Linked DNA regions of Homo sapiens: region 1 is linked to region 2. A link is a contact called in ENCODE Hi-C data. All regions are on one chromosome and are shown on one strand. Each heading gives the region's core, a stretch centred on a gene start or an enhancer-like site at or near the end of the contact. The rest is flanking DNA. Distances are from core to core; before and after follow the strand shown. Region 1 overlaps TNIK (TRAF2 and NCK interacting kinase). Region 2 holds the start of MYNN (myoneurin).

The links. A loop is a pair of places that touch in the nucleus more often than their neighbours do. Pooled maps may share reads with other maps.
Region 1: a loop to region 2 is called in a pooled map, with 4 times the contacts of the local background. The contact joins the enhancer-like site here to the promoter of MYNN in region 2. A Hi-C loop is called at or near these places in 1 of 168 maps with a recorded cell type or tissue (ascending aorta), 1 of 37 single-sample maps with no recorded cell type and 2 of 50 pooled maps.

What each region holds. Positions count from the first base shown.
Region 1 is chr3:171,281,424-171,285,893 of GRCh38, reverse strand. All of the region lies in intron 2 of TNIK (TRAF2 and NCK interacting kinase), which reads left to right. Among named protein-coding and RNA genes, the nearest start is that of TNIK, 180 kb to the left of the region's middle. RefSeq lists an enhancer at 489-548. Within about 2 kb of position 2,315, at least 13 of the 41 ENCODE cell types and tissues checked have a DNase peak (open chromatin) inside an H3K27ac peak, as active enhancers do; they include ascending aorta, where a contact is called at or near this core.
Region 2 is chr3:169,772,131-169,776,724 of GRCh38, reverse strand. MYNN (myoneurin) reads right to left here and starts at 3,329. Exons shown (of 8, transcript NM_018657.5): 1 at 3,263-3,329; 2 at 2,164-2,460. The coding sequence starts at 2,429. TRV-AAC1-1 (tRNA-Val (anticodon AAC) 1-1) reads right to left here and starts at 4,495; the gene lies at 4,423-4,495. RefSeq lists enhancers at 3,230-3,524, 3,163-3,666, 3,240-3,789.

The DNA.
Region 1 (4,470 bases), core at 1,066-3,565, 1.5 Mb before region 2:
GAATAGTATTTCTCAACTCTCCGACTACATCAGAATCACCAAGGCCTGGGGCCTGCCCCAGACACTGATCCAGTTGTTCTGTGGCGAGATGGCAGTTAAAAAAACACACAAGAACTTTCAAGTGATTGTAATATACAGCCAGAGTTGAGAACAATTGGGCCAGAGCTTTCTTATCTGCCAAATAATGGAAGGCAGAATGGAGGAATAGGGGTTAATTTTATTAACATCTAATAAATTGATTTAAAATGAAAATGGGTGCCTCTTAATAATAATAATACTGATTTGGTGTTTATCATCTTACAGGCACTGTACACACATGAACACATTTAAACTGTGCCACAGCCTTCACTGTATAGGTGAGAAAACAGTCCTGAGTGTCAATTAACTTAGTCATAACAATATAGCTGCTGGCATTAGGATCCAGCTCTACTTCGGAAAAGCTCATCAGTTTCCACTCTACCACACCACCTCTACACTTTTACTTTCTCATCTACGTTTTTCTTTGAGGAGATGCAGTTAAAGTCAGGCAAGCTAACATATATTACCACTGATAACAAATTCAGCAGCCTAAGTATTGCTGAGGAATTTAAGTGGCTGATGTGTTTGTTCCAGTCTTGGGTAGAAATGATACATTATCAACAATTTATTTATTTATTAACAATTTATAAAGAAAACAGTTTTATCAAAAAATTATCAGCTTGAATTTTATGAATGAAGACAGATGATTCCTGTCCATGGAAAATAAATAGTCTGTATCCTTTAAATAATTTAAGGCACATTTCTTGCTAATATTCTGGGTCCACCTATGTCTTGCATTGAAAAAGTATTTACCTAATATCTTAAAGCAGGGCTATGATAACTTAGTTCTCAAGGAAAGAAGGTTTTAAAAATAATTTTCTCTGCTCTCCATTTCTCTTACTGTAAGCATGTGGCAAAGTCTTGGCATCTGCTCAGAATAAATTTTCTGCTTCCTTTCTGTCTTTTAGTCAGCGCACGCTTTCTCTGAGTTCTCCCCCTTACTCCTTCCCTGCTTTAGTAATCTACAGGAAACCAGACCTTACTAATTTGAGTGCTTGCTCTTAGAATTACTTATTACTGTATTAATACATATTTGCTAGAGTTTGTGGAGGATTTGTATTGCTCTAGGTGCTAATAAAAATGTGTAAAAGACAGGCCCCTTAAATAATGTGCAATTTTGAGGGAAACAACAAAGGCAAAAGGATTTCTTTGGGACTGGCTATTTGCAATAAATTGCTCATTTGATTTTATTTTTTATTTTTTTTTTAGCATGCAGGAGGTTTATTAAGAAATGCAATGACGGCAGGATTGGCCAGAGAGAGAAGTCAAGACATGATGCATTCTCAATGGAATGCCTCAGCTGACCATGTGGGGAGTTCTAAAGACGGACTGATGATTCAGAGTGCCCCATGTTGATTTATCAGTAATTTGTTTTGAGCTGCCCTGGAAAGCGGGTGTGAAGTTGGTTGAGAAGGCCCCAGATTTCTCATTTTAAAATGCTGCATGTGAGAGGACATTTTTCACAAAGAACTACTAAATTAAAAAATTGGGGAATAGAACCCTACTATGAACGGAGTGTGTTTCTTCTATTCAGGCACATATTTTTGCCTAATATCCAGATGCTGTTTCCAAAGCTATTTTTTCATGAAATTGTGTTGCTCTAGAATGCTCAATGGTTCTCAAATTTTAGTGTGCATCAGAATCTTAACAATGAGGGGCTAAGACACAAATTCCTGCCCTCCTCCCTGCCGCCCCCCTCCAGAGTTTCAGATTCATAGGTCTCGGTTGGGTCTGAGAATTTGCATTCCCAAGCAAGTTAACAGGTGATGCTGATGTTTCTCAGGGGATAACGGGCAAATGGTGAAACCCAGAAAGTTTTGTTTCTAGATATGAGATCCCATTGTCTTTGCCAATGAAGCTGTGCTGTAACTCCATCTTAACAAGTAACCCCAAATTATACCCACCTGAAAGACCTTTGTGGGTTGTGGAAAACCTGGAAGATGGCTGAGAGACAGTACCCTCGAAGTAGTTCTGAGGAGATTGTTCTGCTTGTATTCCCATGCAGCGCCATCACTGCCTGACTTCCTTATGTGTGTCTGATTTGAGGCAGTTCTCTAGGAACCAGTTCCTGGTGCTGCAGTGCCACTGGCAGCTTCCCAGGGCTTCCAGAACCCTAGTGGCATGGTGGGAACTCCTGTTCCTCACCCGACCTCTCCACAGCCCTGGACCTGTAAGGTTTCTTCCAGGCTACATGGAATTAGATTTCCACTTTTCCTTGGTTCACAGGGGGCAGGAGCCAGGTTGGAACGGCTGCCAAGGAGACTGTCTTTTTTCAGAGCCCTTAACTGGCAGTCAGCAAGACCGAACTCCTCTGCTCCTTGGTGAATGGTGATGCTGATTATTTGGAAGCTTTAGCACCAAAGTTTGAAATTCCCCTAAGTGAATGGTTTTGGCGATCCCCTTCCTTTAGTTATACTATTGGCTTTCTCTCATGTTCATTTAGGTTGCCAAATCTTCTGTATAATCCTCATCCCCCATCAAAAGAGAAAAAAGAAAAAAGAAAAAGAGTAGTTCTATTTTTGTGGAAAAAGAGGAAAGAATCCAGGAAACATTTCAGAGAACTGTATGTTTTCTTAGTTCCTTCTCTCCAGACACGAAATCCAAGGAGTATTTGGTCAGTTGCTAACATTACATGAGGGGCTTTTTTTTTTTTTTAAAGTAGGTATAAAATTTAACTTCTCTGCCCACCTCCTGACAAGAAACTGTGGAAAATATCCAGTTTACACAATTTGAATAAAATTATTCCTTGATAAAGGTCACGTTTTCTTATTCATAAGAATCTTCACAGGAAGATAGCATGGAAAGGGACTAATAGGTGCCCAGGTTCCACTCTGATTGTGCAGAGAATATAAGGCGGGCCCAGGCTGTAAGGAGCCCTCCTACATCATTCTGCTGGTAGAATTAACAGCAGCAATTGCCCAGGTCTGTTGTAAGATTAGGATTCTGCCCACCCTCTGGAGCTGCCACCATTCTGCCTTCTCTTTCTTAGAGTTTTGTATTCTAAGTTTTTACTTTGAATCTTGAGAATAGAAAATAGTTTTCAGTCTCTTGAGATTTTACATAGTTTGTCCATGAGCTTCAGAAATGAGTTCAGTGTAACTGCTTAGATACCTCGATTTATCTTTTTCAGTTTCATTTGTTATTTTTAAAATGCTTTAAGATACGATTAAGAGGCCGGGCGTGGTGGCTCATGCCTGTAATCCCAGCACTTTGGGAGGCCGAGGCAGGTGGATCACCTAAGGCCAGGAGTTCGGGACCAGCCTGGCCAACATGGCGAAACCCCGTCTTTACTAAAAATACAAAAAAATTAGCTGGGCGTGGTGTCAGGCACCCATAATTGCAGCTACTCAGGAGGCTGAGGCAGGAGAAGTGCTTGAACCCAGGAGTTGGAGGTTGCAGTGAGCTGAGATCGCGCCATTGTACTCCAGCCTGGGCAACAAGAGCGAAACTCCATCTCAAAAAAAAAAAAAAAAACAAAAAACCATTAAGAGAATCTGCAGATAGTTCCTTTGGCAGAAATGTTGGTTAAAAAAAATCTTCTGGCTGTGCACCAAGTCAGTGACCTATAAATACTCTGTGCTGGCTCTTCTTTCTCCTCTTTGTGATTCGCTGGGATACAGATCTTGGACTAATGCCTTGAAGAAAATGTTATTTTGATGATAAGCAAATATTTCAATTGATTCTAGAATTGAAGACACTGATTGTGGACTGGATGATTTCTTCTAGCCCAAAATTCATTCTCTAGATTAACCTCAAGTCTGCTGTAAGTGGGGGAGAGGATGCCAGTTCACATTATCACAGTTACCATTATTATTATTATTTTTTGGCCAAAATCAACCTTCATTTCTTAGTGTACATTTCTATAGTTACTAATTCAGTCAGGCTCAACTGGGTTCTCTGCTTCAATGCTCATAAGGCTAACTCAAGGCATCAGCCAGACTGGGCTTTTTTTCTGGAAGCTCAAGTAAAAAATCCACTTCCAAAGCTCATTCAAATGGTTGGGAAAATTTATTGTCTTGTCATCACAGTTTAAAGATTGTACTCTACAAGGGTAGCAAACACTATCCTCGTTGACCTTCAGGGTTGGGACTGTGTGACTTGTTTATATATGTGTATATTTGTGTGAGAGAGAGCAAAATAATGTATACTTGGTACGGTTTAGTGTTAACTGTTGGGATATCAGAAATATAAATAATACTTAAAGTGTACTGCCCATTCCTTGTGGAAGAAGCACCTGTAAGCACTGTATGTACAGTGTATTCCTTTATTTAATCCTCACAAAAGTCCTATGTGGTAGATTCTATTACTATCCCCATTTGTAGATTAAGAAACTGAGACTTAAATAAGATAAATAGCTTGCTCATGATTTCACAGCTGATAAATAGCAGCACC
Region 2 (4,594 bases), core at 2,080-4,579:
CTCAAAAAAAAAAAAAAAAAAAAAAAAAAATTTGTTCAACATTGAAATGGTAATTCATACAAACTATTTCATAGATGGCTATAATCTCAGTCACAGTTAAGAGCACCAATCAATACTTCAATAACAGATTTGCTTTTGTTTACAAGTATTAGATAACATCCTCTGAACAGTCACTGAAGGTCATTTAATTACATATTGCCAGGTACATGCCTAAATGCTTTATAAGATTATCCTCAGGACATGCCTATGAAATCTATTATAATCCTCATTTTACACACAAGTGAAAAATCAGAAGTCCAAAGAAATAAAGTAACCTGTCCAAGAGCACAGAATGTTAGAACCAAGATTTGACCAAGGTAATCTGGCCCCTGAGCCAACTTAATATATTCTACCTGTTTTCTTAATCACTAAGTTGTAAGCCTTTCTATTTTGGTATAAATCCTCTCTTACATTTCTAGCTGAACTCGAGGAATTAGCTCCCCAGTCTCCAGGAAAGATATGTACCAAAAGAGACTGAACAAAACACCTGGCTGTTCTTCACATTGGTTCTTTGCATGAAGTCTCAAAGAAAAGTGCTCTACCGTGTATTCAAATGAAGATTTTTTTGTTTTGCATAGTTAATTGAGAGAAAGGGAAACCATTAAATTGCAGGCCAGCCAAAATTCACACTGCTCTTTTCCTTTAATCAACTTATAAAGAACTCACTTGAAGATTTCATTATACCAAAATTTAAAAATAATTCCAAAATAGCATGAAAGTTTACTTTTCTCTCCCTCCCCTCCCCCCACTGGATACTTCTTACACAAGAATGTTTCCTCGTCAAAAGGATTAATGAGCACCCTGATTCTAGATTTTTAAATAAGTATATTTCCATGATAAGTTACAATATAAAAGGGAGGGAAAGATTTTGCTTAATGTATACATGCACATCTCTACAGAGATCTGGAAAAGAATTAATTAATATATATCAAAAGGTTAACAGGGGTTATCAGTGGGCAGCAGTATTTCAGGTGTTTCTTTTTTGTTTTTTCTATTTTTTCTCCGAGAAATGTGGAATTAAAGGGGGAGGAGAGGGTAAAGAAGAAAAATAAAGAAATTAACGTTCAGTGGGAAGTGAATAAGGATCAAGTAAAACCTTATTTAGCCTCAAGGTAGTTATTACCATCTCATTTTGACAGATGGGGAAACTGAGGCCCAGAGAGATTGCATCATGCTCAAGGAGACATAGCGACTGACAGGAAAGATCTAATTCCAAAGCCTATAATCTTCCTGTGTCAGAAGATTATGAACAGTCTATTCATGTTCACTTTCATAAGAGAGACAGAAATAAGACAGGGGTAATTTAATCAGTTTCTCTTTGCTTTTATTCCCTCCACCTTTTCCCCTACAATCTGTAAATGTATTGATATTAATCTAATTATATGGTTCGTTATACAGGGGAGACACACAGTGCCTACATTATCAGATTCCTCAGAACCCACTTCTTGTTAATGCAGTGACATCAGTAAGCATCTTAGAGAATCATTCTAGCATCTCTGACCTTACTTCAGTATTAGTACTGGTAGGTTAATAGAGATAACAGGAGTCAGAATGAGGGAGACAGAAGACCAGAGGAATTCAAGGACCAAAAAGCAATGGGAAACTGGAAGTAACTTAGAATTTTTTGTTTGCAGCCTGGCCAGCATGGTGAAACCCTGTCTCTACCAAAAAATACAAAAATTAGCCAGGTGTGGTAGTGCACACCTGTAGTCCCAGTTACTAGGGAGGCTGAGGTGGGAGAATCGCTTGAACCCGGGAGGCAGAGGTTGCAGTGAGCCGAGATTGCCCCACTGCACTCCAGCCTGGGTGACGGTGAGCCCGTCTCAAAAATAAAATAAAATAAATTCATTGTGTTTAATGTTCAAGTTTACATAAGTGAAATCACAGGCTTTGTTTCAGTAAATAAACGTGTCAGAAATCTTACTGTTTATTATCTGTGCTTATGAAAAATATTGCCTGCTCATCCTAAATCAGTGATACTGATTTCTTTATAAAAACAAACATTGTGTGCATAAATAGGTGAAGAATTTGAGTTCAGAGAATGAATGGAAAAAATACAAATCTACTTTTGCTGTGAAGACTACTGACTAGCTTTTATAACTGAAAATAAAATGTGTACTTTACCTGTCAAGATTTAAAGTTCCTGTGTATATAAACTCCAACAGTTTCTGAAATCCATCAGCCTTCACCTGACTCTGATCAAGAAAGACATTGTTCTCAGAAGTGCTTCTGTAGATCGCACCAAAATACTCACTAAAGGAGGCCAGCACATTCCTATGAGCTTTAAACTGGAATTCCCCAATCACTATGGTACAGTCACAGAGAAAACCTGCTTCCCGCTGTTTGTTCAGTCTCTCTAAAAGGTGCTCACAGTGGTGCGAATACTGCATTTTGATATCAGAATGGAATTTTACCCTTGATCTAAAAGACAAAAAGAAACAGTAAATCAGTAACCGTAAGTTCTCATCAACGTTCAGTGAGGGAAGGGACAGAGGACATAACTTAAACAATTTTAGCCCCCTTGAAAATCCTTATCAAACATACATGGTTAAGAATGAAGGGATGAGTGCCTTTCTATCTTTGGTTACCTTGATCAACTAACACAATCCTTTGGACACATCAATAAGTGACGGTGAATGGCAACACTTCTACCACCTGCAAAAAGCACAGCAAAACCTGACGCTTTCACATCTGTTGAACCCTCAGATTTTCAAGCTCAGTAGACATACTTATGTTACAAAAAAATTTTTTAAACCACTAAGACATGATCTCTTGGGACAGATAGGGGCAGAACAGTACGAGTTTTTAAAAACTGCTCTCAAGTCACCAAAACCTGTTAGTTTCCCCAGTGCAGTTTCTCCAAAACGAGAGGTGGCTGCCCAGAAAGCCGGGAATGCGCCCGGCCATGGCTTGCTGTCAAAGGTTCTATCACTCGCGCTAAGGAGGCCACACCTTCTCCCTTCCCACTCTCTACGCGAGGCGGCATCCGAGAGTGACAACCAAAGCCAGTCCCTCCTCGGCTTCTGCCGCCCTGCCCTCTGCCCAGCTCCCACTCCCGCGAATTTCCACAGCAGAGGTTGTGGCCCAGGCCACCCCGGGGCTGCCTAGCCCAAGCCTTCCACCTGCGCCCCGACCCGTGCTGGAACTCCAAGGAGCCTGCCCTCTGATGGCCCAGGCTCTAGAGAGACCGGGATGGCGGGCTGGGGGTGAAGTAGGAACTCACCGATAGCAACCCAAGGGGGGAACACAGTTTCTTCACTCTGTCTCCGCCATCTTGGGAGGACGTCACCGAGCCACGCTCCGCCCCTCCCTTCCTTCCACGGTGGCGTCACGTCCGGCTCTGTCTTCCCGTGGCAGTGCGGGAGGTTCTGGGGCCATGGGGGTCCGGCGCCGGCCAGGGCGGTACAGGATGTACCACAGAGACCCACTCCCCAGCATGCCAGGGGTCCCCCGAAGCAGCAGGCGTCATGGATACGAGAGCTGAGGGCTCGCTAGCTCGCAGCGCTCCGCCTGTCTTCCTCATCGCGAGCATTCTGGTGCCGGCAGTCAGCGTCTGGCGCTCTGCCGGGGCTCTGCGCCGAGGCCCGGCAGCACAGCACCGCGGGCCTCTCTCCTGAAGCCAGCTGCGCACTGCGTGCGGGGGCTTGTAGTTGCTTGTCTTCTCCCATCATCCTCCCCTTCCTCGGGGCCCCACCGGTGGAAACTGCTGCATGTGTACTCGGATCTCTGCCATAGGGGATTTTTTAGCTGAGACTTGGCACCCCTTTCCCGCTTACGTACCTGAAAACTCTTGGCACCCCCTGGTTTTTTTGTGCCCCAGCCAACTGTAGCTCAGCTTCCAAGATGCCCTTACCTGGTGACAGAAGTCTGGGATGCACGAAAGCGGAGCAGCTGGGCACAGTGGGCATGCGCAACATTAGAGGAAGGTGGGCTTTATACCGGAAAAGGTTTTCCTGCGTCTGGACCAGAAGATTTTTAATACGATTATTTACAGCCACTTCAGACGAAAAACCAAGTGATATAATACAAAAATGCTCAGGAGGCGACAGGACTAACCACTTTTACACTTTGATCTTTCCTTCTAGGCTGTACATTATTTTTTCAGTGTTAGCTGGTGAGTCAAATTCATTTTTTAAAACCCGGGACACATGTTCCACGTGGCAAGGCTTCCATAAAAACATTTGGTGAACGAATAAAGTAACAAAAACTTACAGTTCAGACTCTCAAATTGCTATCATGTCTTTTGAAGGACCGGCATACATTAAGCTAAGGCTTCCCTCAGAAAAAAAAACAAAACAAACAACAAAAGAAAACAAAGCGTGATCTCACGCTTTCTTCCAAGCGAAGGAAAAAAAAAAAAAAAAAAAAAGGGATTTTTTAGTGTGTTTCCGCCCGGTTTCGAACCGGGGACCTTTCGCGTGTTAGGCGAACGTGATAACCACTACACTACGGAAACCCCACTTTGGAGAGGGTTTTGTAAAGTCCTTGATATGTAAGTGTCAATTCGCAATTCTCAAGTGATTATTATCAAATTGAGAGGAATGAATATAATGTA